Regions from separate parts of the Homo sapiens genome. Here region 2 is linked to region 1. Evidence: chromatin contacts called from ENCODE Hi-C or POLR2A ChIA-PET data. All regions are on one chromosome and are shown on one strand. Each heading gives the region's core, a stretch centred on a gene start or an enhancer-like site at or near the end of the contact. The rest is flanking DNA. Distances are from core to core; before and after follow the strand shown. Region 1 overlaps ATG7 (autophagy related 7). Region 2 overlaps ATG7 (autophagy related 7).

What was found. Hi-C counts contacts between places; a loop is a spot of excess contacts on that map. ChIA-PET counts read pairs that join two places held with the same protein, here RNA polymerase II (POLR2A). Pooled maps may share reads with other maps.
Region 2: a map of posterior cingulate gyrus shows a loop between it and region 1 (9-fold over the local background). The contact joins two enhancer-like sites. A Hi-C loop is called at or near these places in 10 of 168 maps with a recorded cell type or tissue (aorta, cardiac septum, endothelial cell of hepatic sinusoid and 6 more) and 3 of 50 pooled maps. POLR2A ChIA-PET finds 5 or more read pairs at or near these places in 3 of 52 experiments (OCI-LY7, Panc1 and activated naive CD8-positive, alpha-beta T cell).

Annotation. Positions count from the first base shown.
Region 1 is chr3:11,376,795-11,382,069 of GRCh38, reverse strand. It overlaps ATG7 (autophagy related 7), which reads right to left. Exons shown (of 21, transcript NM_001349232.2): 19 at 2,018-2,098. Among named protein-coding and RNA genes, the nearest start is that of ATG7, 110 kb to the right of the region's middle. Within about 2 kb of position 2,394, at least 3 of the 41 ENCODE cell types and tissues checked have a DNase peak (open chromatin) inside an H3K27ac peak, as active enhancers do.
Region 2 is chr3:11,431,231-11,436,505 of GRCh38, reverse strand. The region is part of intron 20 of ATG7 (autophagy related 7); the gene reads right to left. Among named protein-coding and RNA genes, the nearest start is that of ATG7, 160 kb to the right of the region's middle. Within about 2 kb of position 2,250, at least 16 of the 41 ENCODE cell types and tissues checked have a DNase peak (open chromatin) inside an H3K27ac peak, as active enhancers do.

The sequences.
Region 1 (5,275 bases), core at 1,145-3,644:
AATTTTTAAAAGTAATTTTTAGCCCCAATCTTTTGAAACAACAACTATGACATGACTCTGTATAACATGTATTATACTAAATATACATTAAGAAAAATTCAAATACACAGAAATGAAAATGTAATTGGATTTGTCATTTTAAAGTATTAATGTTGGGTTTGCAGATAATAGAGAATGACAATCTCCTAAGCAAATAAAGAAGGTAGCCAAGTAAGTAAATGCTGCGTTTCTACTGTAAGGAAATACGTGCACCAATGAAGCAACCTTTCCAGGACAAAAGAAATTTAATACTCAGACCACATGAAAAGTGACCGCTATGGGAATAGCACAGCTGTTAAAATCCAAGTCAGTTTGTATTAAATCGTCCAACATGTTTATGTAAAGCAGGACTCTCAAAATGATCACCAAGAGGAAATAATTTTGCTAACAAAAAAGTGATACCTATATTTAATTAAAAGCTTACAATAAGTGTGAAAGAAAAATGCTAAGCTATTCTCTTTTAAAGTATAAGGAACGCCCAGTTAGATGGTATGCTTGTGATTCTTTTATAAACAGTATCTGAAAGGCTAATTTAATTAGAAATAGAACAAGAATGAATGAGTGTTTGCATTTCACTTAGAGAACCCAATTATCTTTATTTCATTGACTAGCCAGACCAACATAAAGCCATAGAAAACCTGGCACCTGTGCCAAATGATTTCAGTATGAAAATTAATACTGCCAAGTTATTTTGAGACCAGTTAGCTCAACCATTCAAAGAAAAAAAAAATCTGCTCCACTAAAGATGTAGTATACAATCCTAAAACTTGCATTTCTGAAGATGGGGGTGCATGCAGACATCCTTGAGGTCCTGGCTTGAGCAGATATATCTTAAAGGAAACTACAGAAAGAATGGGCTCATGGGTAACTACTGACAAAGTCTAAGCTTGAAATCTCAACATAGGCACTTGGGATGCATAATAAAACAGGCTTAGTTTACTTCGGAAGCAAAAAGAAAATAATTAGTCTCAATTTTTGAGCATCTAAACGTAACCAAATTTATCAACATTGCTTGTCAATTCTACATTCAATTTTTAGAGAAACTGGTCAGGATTGTGCTTCCCATAAAATATAGCCCAAGTACAGTTTTCAAAGGAAGCTTGTCAACTCAGAATAGAGAAATACATCCCTAGAATTCTCTTTCTTCCACAGTGGCAGACAGACGAAGGCTACACGAAAAATAGTTCCAAATTGTAACTGAGAAGCCACAGTTGGGGATTAGTGGTCACCAACATTATTTTGTATAGCACTTCAACATGAAAATCTTTACTTATCAGCAATCATGAGCCTTAAAAGCCCAGGTCAAGTCGCTGGGCAGCAGAAGGCTGAAAGGAACACTTGAAAGGAAATCAGCTATCACATACAGTGTGCATGTAAAAATCACTCAGATGGTATCCGAAAGCCTATTAAAACACGAGATGCCATCACTGTAGTTTTGAGATATATCAGCCGTTTCACATTACGATGGCTAACATACCAGCTCTATTTTTAGAGCTTCTGGAAAGATCAAAGCTGAAGGGGCCCTTTTAGTGGCTCCCCATCCAGGCCCCTAATCTCTGTTTACTTTTTCTTTGTAATTATGTGGATCTGCAGAAGATGCATAGCCAGGGCCGCCTCACCCTCAGAGTAACGCTTTAAAAAATTGCTCTATGAGGGTCCTGGCTAGGAGGGAACCCTCTGGGGAGGAACAAAGAGCAGTAAAGTTCAAATTCAAGACAAAATTAGCATGATGCAAGTATTGATACAGAGTTGAAATATTTTAACTCAGTCTCCCTACACATTTTCTCAGGCTGGTTTTAAACCACTGTGAGAATGAATACAGATCCATGAAAACAAAGTCCTTTCTGAGGGTTTAGACCCCACCCTTCCCCCACAAAAAGCCCTTAGTTGGTTTCAAGGGCTCCAGCTGGTGAGGCTGCGGTCAAATGCTGACCCGCTCACTTTTAAAAACAAGTCCCTCCAATACAAAATGACTTACTTTGGAAGAACAAGCTGTACATTTGTCAAATGCCAGGCTGACGGGAAGGACATTATCAAACCGTGAAAGAAATCCCCGGATCTAAAAACAAACAAAACAAAACAATTCACATCAAACACACAACGACCACATCTATGAAATGCACGTCTGGTTTCTGACAACAAGTAGGAAATGATTAATATGGCGGCCCGGAAAGAGATTATGAGCAAAAATAAGTTCGAAATGAGTATTTTCCCTTGTAACGTAATCAGTTTGCAGAAGAACTATATTAGGTCCTTTATTCCATTAGGAGCCAGGGCTTACAAGCTTTTCAAATATTTCTGACCTAAAAACAAACTGACTCTAAAATACAAAAAGCAAGCTGTAGTATCTAAAGTATTTTTTAACAAATGTCTTCCAAAATGTTGAACAGGTCCACTGGTATACTCAACTCTTAAGCTCCCACATGTGTTCTAGTGAATATGGGGTAAATACACATTTCTATGACATGATTTTGGGTGGGGTCTCACAAGGAAAGATGGCTTGGGGGACTGTGGAAGGCCGAAATGGCCCTAGACATATATCCAGTTATTTGCTTGATTTGGAACAGATAGAGATAAAATGTAAAACATCATCAGATTTATGGGGAAACAGCACCACCTTGAGCATAAAATTCTGGACTACAACTGAGTTACATTTCCAGAGTATCAGCTATAATCAGGTTTCACAAACTATAACTGAAGTAATTTATTCAGAACATTATACCTGTATATACTATACTTACACCAAAGGGGGAGCTTTAAGCTGTTCTATATATCATAAAAATATGAATGGTAACATCTCTAAACTCTCCATAGGACTCAACGTTTATAATAAACCAGACAACACAAATATTATGAATTAATTTATTTGACCTTTCAAATTCCCCATTTTATGTTGAAAAACCTCAGGCTCAGGAAGAATGGCAACTTGGCTCAGGTAAACAGTAAGTAATGGAGCCAAGACTCAAAAATGGACCTCCTGATGTGAACCTGCCCCCGGCCTGAGCTTCTCTGCTTCCCTCCCTCTCAGAATACCACAGCGTTTGTCTTCAACACTAGGTCTTCTCACAACTTTAACACTCTCACTTGAACAGAACAGAAGACCCGATCCACCACCGTTTAGCCATCCTATTAACACCATGCCCTCTCCCTCAAATCCCCCACCCCCCGAAAAACAAACAATTTGACAAACTATTTAAAGAAAAAGGCTTCTTTTGAGTTTTGGATAACTCCATCCTGATGCTCACACTGTAACAGTGTTAACTGTTTGTGCATACTTCTCTCTGGAAAAAAATCAAACCTGGAAAAACATGCCTACAGCAATTTTTTTTTTTTTTTTTTTTTTTTGGAGATGGAGTCTCACTCTGTCGCCCAGGCTGGAGTACAGTGGTGTGATCTCAGCTCACCGCAACCTCTGCCTCCTGGGTTCAAGTGATTCTCCTGCCTCAGCCTCCCGAGTAGCTGGAATTACAGGCGCCCACCACCACACCCAGCTAAGTTTTTTCTATTTTTAGTAGAGATGGGGTTTTGCCATGTTGTCCAGGCTGATCTTGAACTCCTGGCCTCAGGTGACCTGCCTGCCTCAGCCTCCCAAAGTGCTGGGGTTACGGGCGTGAGCCACCGCGCCCAGCCCGAATTTATCATTTCTATCAAACACTTGATCTCGGATTGCATTAAAAAACACATAGCATATTGATAAAGACATTTTAAAAATTTGGCAGGGCACAGTGGCTCACGTCTGTACTCCTAGCACTTTGGGAGGCTGAGGCGGGCAGATCACCTGAGGTCAGGAGTTTGAGACCAGCCTGGACAACATGGCAAAACCCCCACCTCTGCTAAAAATACAAAATAATTAGCCGGGTGTGGTGGTGCACCCATGTAATCCCAGCTCCTCGGGAGGCTGAGGCAGGAGAATCACTTGATCCTGGGAGGCAGAGGTTGCAGTGAGCTGAGATCCAGCCTGAGTGACAGAGTAAGACTCCATCTCAAAAAAAAAAAAAAAAAATTGGTAACTGGTATAAGTTAGATAGCCTCATCATAAACATATGAAAATATGACAACCTTTTAGTTCCTAACATCTCAGGAATGTGGTAACCATTTCATAATCCATGACCTGAGGCATAATCAGGGTCATAAGTTTGCTATTCAGGACGTCAAAATAGGAGACATCAAAATAGCAGAAAAGAGTTTAATAGCAAGTCACAAATGGGAATGCTGAAATCTTCACGAGCTCTGGAAGTTACAGGCTTGAGAATACTCACAGTGAGTCTCCTCTATACCCCAATTACTTTTATATTAAGTTTACTTAGAAAAGAACTTCATCACATTTAGCATATTTTTCCATTAAAGTTTTTTAACACAGCCTACAAGTCATGTGTCCATCTATGTTTCATGGAAAGGTTTCTGCATGCTGTTTTCTCTAATATGGTTTTCATCAAACTTACTTTATGTTGCACAAATACTGGTAATTTTCTCTGATACTGTCTTATCATTGGAGGTGGGCAGGTAAAGCTGAGGGACAGGGAGAAAGTAGATCCAGTTGGGGTAGAAAGGGAGAGAGGAAATAGAGAAGAAAAACAACAACACCACCACAGGTGGCGAGGAATAGAAGAAAAAGAAGATGCCGTGCACGGTATTGGTTGAATGAGGGTCCACACACCACCGTTCAGCAGGCCCAGACAGTTCTTTACTAGGAAACAGATTTATTTTCCCAGAAAATGAAGTAGAATAATATGTGTGTGAGGACTTTCAAATTCACCAAGTTTGTATCAGAAGGCCCACAATTTAACCAAAATAATTCCAGTTTTAGATAATTCAAGACAGGAAACCCTTCTTCTCAACCGACTGCAAGAGACTCCTAAGGGGGTACTTCCACAGGTGGGCTCCCTCCCTTCTAGCTAATGCAAAGGCTCAGCTGTCAGTTTTCCTAATACACAGCTCTGAGGCCTGTCATTTTTTACCCACTCCCTATAGCTGACAAAAGGCGGCAGACAAGGCCGGGCGCGGTGGCTCACGCCTGTAATCCCAGCACTTTGGGAGGCCGAGGAGGGCGGATGATGAGGTCAGGAGATCAAGACCATCCTGGCTAACACGGTGAAACCCCGTCTCTACTAAAAATACAAAAAAATTAGCTGGGCGTGGTAGTCGGCACCTGTAGTCCCAGCTACTCGGGAGGCTGAGGCAGGAGAATGGCGTGAACCCGGGAGGTGGAGCTTGCAGTGAGCCGAGATGGTGCCAC
Region 2 (5,275 bases), core at 1,001-3,500, 55 kb before region 1:
CCTATAGGCAGGGTGTCCAGAGTAGCCTTGGGTATATATCTAGGGGTACAATCCCTGGGTCACATGGTAATTCTATGTTTAATTTTTCAAGGAACTGTTAAACAGTTTTCCAAAGTGGCTGCAGAATTTGACACTCCCACTAGTAGGTAGGAGGCTTCTAATTTCCCTACATCTTCATAAACATTGGATGTTGTCATTTTGATTATAGCCATCTTACTGGGTATGAATGCCATCTCACAGTAGTTTCAATTTGTATTGTCCCAATGGCTATTGATGTTGGGCATCTTATTTGATTATGCTATCATGTGATTATCTGTATATCTTCTTTGGAGAAATGTTGTTTTAAATCTAATGCCCATTTTTAATTGAGTTCTGTATCTTTATATTATTAAGTTGTAAGAGTTCCCTATATATTCTGGGTTTTGTTGTTGTTTTTAGAGATGGGTTCTCACTGTGCTGCCCAGGCTGGTCTCCAGCTCCTGGGCTCAAACGATACACTCACCCCAGCCTCCCAAGCAGCTGGGACTGTAGGCACATGCCACCACACCCAGCTTAGAGTTCCCTCTATATTCTAGATACCACACCCTTATCAGGTATGATTTGCAAAATGCTGTTCTCTCTTATACTGTGGCCCACTTTTTCGTATTCTTATGTCCTTTGAAGCACAAAATTTAAAATTTTGATGGAGTCCAGTATTTTTCTTTTGTAAGGTGCCTTCTTACTTAATATGGTAATTGTGAGGAGTAGGAATTATTAATCACATCCTACAAAATGATGGAAACGAAGGTCAATGAAGTAAATAACCCAAGGTCTCACATGACTGCTGCACACGGTCCTGCCTGACACGGCCCACACAGAGGAACATGGCAGTCTTGGCTATGTGTGGGAGCTGAGGTATGAACTCAGACCTTCTGACCAGGCCAGGATTCGGGTTACTCATACACTTTATGAGTATTCTAATGTAATATGGCTGATTATTAAAGTAACTCTCCTGTTATTACACATTCAGCATTCTAAGGATGCTGCTATTAAAGTAAGAGGGCTTTGGAACTCATCTTCGGAAGCTGTACTGAGGGGTAGTGAGTAGCATGTTTCATGAACATACCCAGTTATGGCCAGGGTGGATTTGAGTTTATAAAGAAGTCAAAAGTGGCACCGAGTCTGGTGAAGGAGGTAAGTTATTAGGCTGAATTACACCATTTTAGATTTATACGTACAGTGACACACATCAATACAAAGTATAAGCAATGTTCTATTAAGGCTCAAAGTAGATGTAAATCTCAAAATCTGCAAAAAGTTGTTTCTGGCAATGGTAGCTAGATATAATAGATACCAAAGAATATTTATAAAATGTATAAAAAGTAAGTACTTTGATATATTTTTAAACACTTTTATGTAAAAATTATCCATCTTTTTCCTTTTTGGTTATACATGGTATATTTGAATCAAAATCACTAAATTAGAGTTGAAAAGCATTTCATTTTTTTCTAGAAAGGAGGCTTAAAAAAAGAATTTCACATGATTCAATCCTCTCATTTTAAGTGGGGAAGCATGCACAGGACACTGAAGGATTCATCCAAGGTCACTCATGAGAACACTGGCGGAACCAGGAGTACAATGTAAGAAGGACTGGATTCCCATGTTCTGTTTCCTAATATTAGCTGTCTTTGCTTTGCTTTCAGCATTTATGATTTCCCCCCTTCTTTCTCGCTTAGACTTCTCCAAGCGGATTATACCATCCGAGACTCTTTTCCGAAGGGTGGGGAACTCTGCCCAGACTTCATTGTCTATTTTCCAATTGCAACTTTCCCCAATAACGATTTATCCAAACATCTCAAATTCATGTAGATAACTCTGACAGCAAATAAAAGGTACACATTTTATAAAGTAAGTTATAAGTGAGATACTGCCAAGCTTTATTTCAAAAACCAGGCTCTAGTTTCCAATCTAAGAAGTAAATGGCTTTCTGCCTGTTTCTGCCTTTCCTCCCTCACTCAGGAGAGAGGGCCAAGGCTGTGTCTTGAGGGATTGCTTCATAAGGAAAAATCAAGGCAGGGCACAGTCCCAGGATGGCCAGCATGGGTTGGAAGTGAGCTAGCAGAAGGCTCTGGGAAAAGGGAACTGGATTCATGAGCAGGCTAGTTCAGTCCCCAGAGCGATTTCTCTCCATTGGAAACAGGTCTGAGTGCTGACACGGGGGTTTCCCACAGCTTCTGCTGGCCTCCAAAGGCATATTTGTCATCAGAGGCTCTTGATGAAGCTGTACATAAATATCTGACTGTTGTTAAATGCAAAACAAAACAAAACAAAAATATTCCACAGGAACCAAATCAAAACCAGCTGTGTGGGGGAGAGGCCAAAATCTCAGTGTAAGTGCAAAAGGCCCAGCAGAAACACTTGTTAATTGTGTTATTTACTTTGCTGAATAGTAAATTGCTGTGCCAATGAAGTCATATCACATGACCGTAATGTTTTTCATATGACTTTTTGGCTATGAGAGAAATGGGCATTTTCTAGAATTCTGAGTTCTATAGTGAATGAATCACAATCTACATTTTAATTCATAACCAATTAATCAGCTCAGCCCTGTTCATTTCTGCTGGTCTGTTTATGATTTTATAGCCTATGTTATGGTTGTTGCTTTCTTTTTAGATGATCATTCATTAATCCCCAAATCTGCAGAAAGGAAGTTCTATTTAGCACAACCTTGACAAAATGCAAATTATATTAATGGTGCACTGTAATTGCAACCCTGAAATCATAACTGCATGGTACAACATCAAATACTGACAATATGGTCAAGGCAAGGAAGTAAAACAGCCTAAAATTAATCCTGGAATCATGGAACGTGCAAACTTTCATGAATAGGAATGAAGTATTTCAGGGAAATTGGGTAAAGGGACTTAGGAATTTGAATTTCTCAGGGATATACCAATATAGCTTGTTCTATTAACTCTCTTATAAATTAGTCTTATCTCTAGTTACATTCAGTTAGAAAATATTTTGGCATTTCTCATAGTATGATGTTGAACCCACAGTTGGAACAAATAAATACATGTGAACTGATACTTATTCTACTCATAGGATGAGAAATAACTCTAAGAAGGTAAGTCACAGCAAATTTTTGTGGAACATGGCTAAGGTGTTCATATGTTTGATTTAGACTGAGCATTTCTTCAACAAACGCAGCTTTTTTTTTTTTTTTTTTTTTTTTTTAAATAAGAGACAGGGTCTTGCTCTGTCACCCAGGCTGGAGTACAGTGGCACAATCATAGCTCACTGTCTGCCGCAAACTCCTGGGCTCAAGTGATCCTCCTGCCTCAGCATTATAAGTAGCTGGTGTGTCACCATGCCTGGCTAATTTCTAATTTTCTTAAATAGAGACAGAGGCTCACCATCTAGCCCAGGCTGGCCTTAAACTCCCAGACCCAAGCAATCCTCCCAACTTAGCCTCCCAAAGTGCTGGGATTTCAGGTGTAAGCCACTGTACCCATCCCAAATGCAGCAATTTAAAAGATACTTGGGGAGAACCTCAATAGCTCCATGACTTGGACACCCTGTGGTTCATCAGCTTTAAGGCCATTTCCCTGGGTTCCAAATAGGATAAATAAAGATCTAGGAGGGATAGGGAGTCAGGATCTATCTCCAAGTATCCAAACCCATTCTCAGTAAAGGCCTTGGAAGTAAAGGTCAGAGCTTTATGCAAAATTCCCTAATTTACAAGGCAACATTTTAAGAGGGAAGAAAGCTGAGTGGGGCCTTTCTTCCATTGAACCTCCTAATCCCCCATGAGCAGAATGTAACTATAATTTGGCAAAGAATACGGCTATCTGTCCAAGTCCCCTTCTTTTTTTTTATTTCAATAGTTTCTGGGGTACAGGTGATTTTTGGTTATGTAGATAAGTTCTTTAGTGGTGATTTCTGAGATTTTAGTCCACTTGTCACCCAAGCAGTGTACACACAGCACCCAATATGTCTTTTATCCTTTACCCCCCCTCCCAAGCTTCTCCCTCAAGTCCCAAAAGTCCATTATATCATTCTTATGCAAGGCTCCTTCTTCATAAAAATGTAACATTAGCAAAGGCAAATGGCATTTATGTGGTACTTAAATTTTTTAATCTATAACTTGAGATTAATAAAATTAATCTACCACACACATTTCTCATTAAAATTTTTTTTATTGCATCCTAGCTGTCTAGCCTCTCCTCACTGTGCTAAATGGAATAGGGTAAATCTCCTTTGTCTAGCTAAATCCATTTACTAGTGCTATTCTTTTTCTCCAAGCTCCATCTCCATCCCATCTCCAACGCCAACCAGTCATTTTCACTCACTTATCCCATTACCTCAAAGTCATCACTACCTAAAACAATTCATCTTTGTCAGCCTGGTCCCCAGTCTCCACTATGCACCCTCACACATTGACCTCTCCCCCTCCAATAAAAAACTAACTTGGTAATTTGCCTGCTAATCTCAACAGCAGTATGATTATACCAGTAACCTAGTTCAAAATCATTGCAATCATTTCCAGGTACCTGATGGACAGGGGATGAGTGCAAAAAATTGGGTTGCACTAGTCAATCTCACTAAATCTAGATGATTCTAGCTTGGATATGGCTTCCAATTCATTACTATGTGCCCCTTTCTATATAAATATAAAGGAATTTGTAGTCTCTAGTTGGATCAGCTTTGCATTCCTCCTTCATAAAGGGGCTATATTTAGGGAGACAGACCACAGGTGCAAAGAATATGGAAAATTGTAATAGCATTGAGACTTTTTCTTTAAATGAAAAACAATTGCGTACCTTGCTACAACATGAATAAACCTTAAAAACATTGTGCTAAATAGAAGATGCCAGACACAAAGGATCATTTATGTGATGTGTCCAGAATAGAAAAATCCTTACAGACAGAAAGAAGATTAGTGGTTGCCAGGGGCTGGAAGGAGGAGGGAACAGGGAGTGACCTTTTAATAGGTTCAGAGTTTGTTTTGGGTGTGGGGGATGAAAATTTTCTAAACAGAGAGTGGTAATGGTTGCACAACTCTGTGAATATACTAAAAACCACTGAACTGCACACTTTAAAAAGGTGTGTGTGTGTTGTGTGTGGTTGTTTTTTTCCCCCCGCCCTTGCAGGCTGGAGTGCAACAGCACAATCTCAGCTCACTGCAGCCTCCACCTCCCGGGTTCAAGTGATTCTCCTGCCTCAGCCTCCCGAGTAGCTGGGATTACAGGCACATGCCACCACACCCAGCTAATTTTGTATTTTTAGTAGAGAC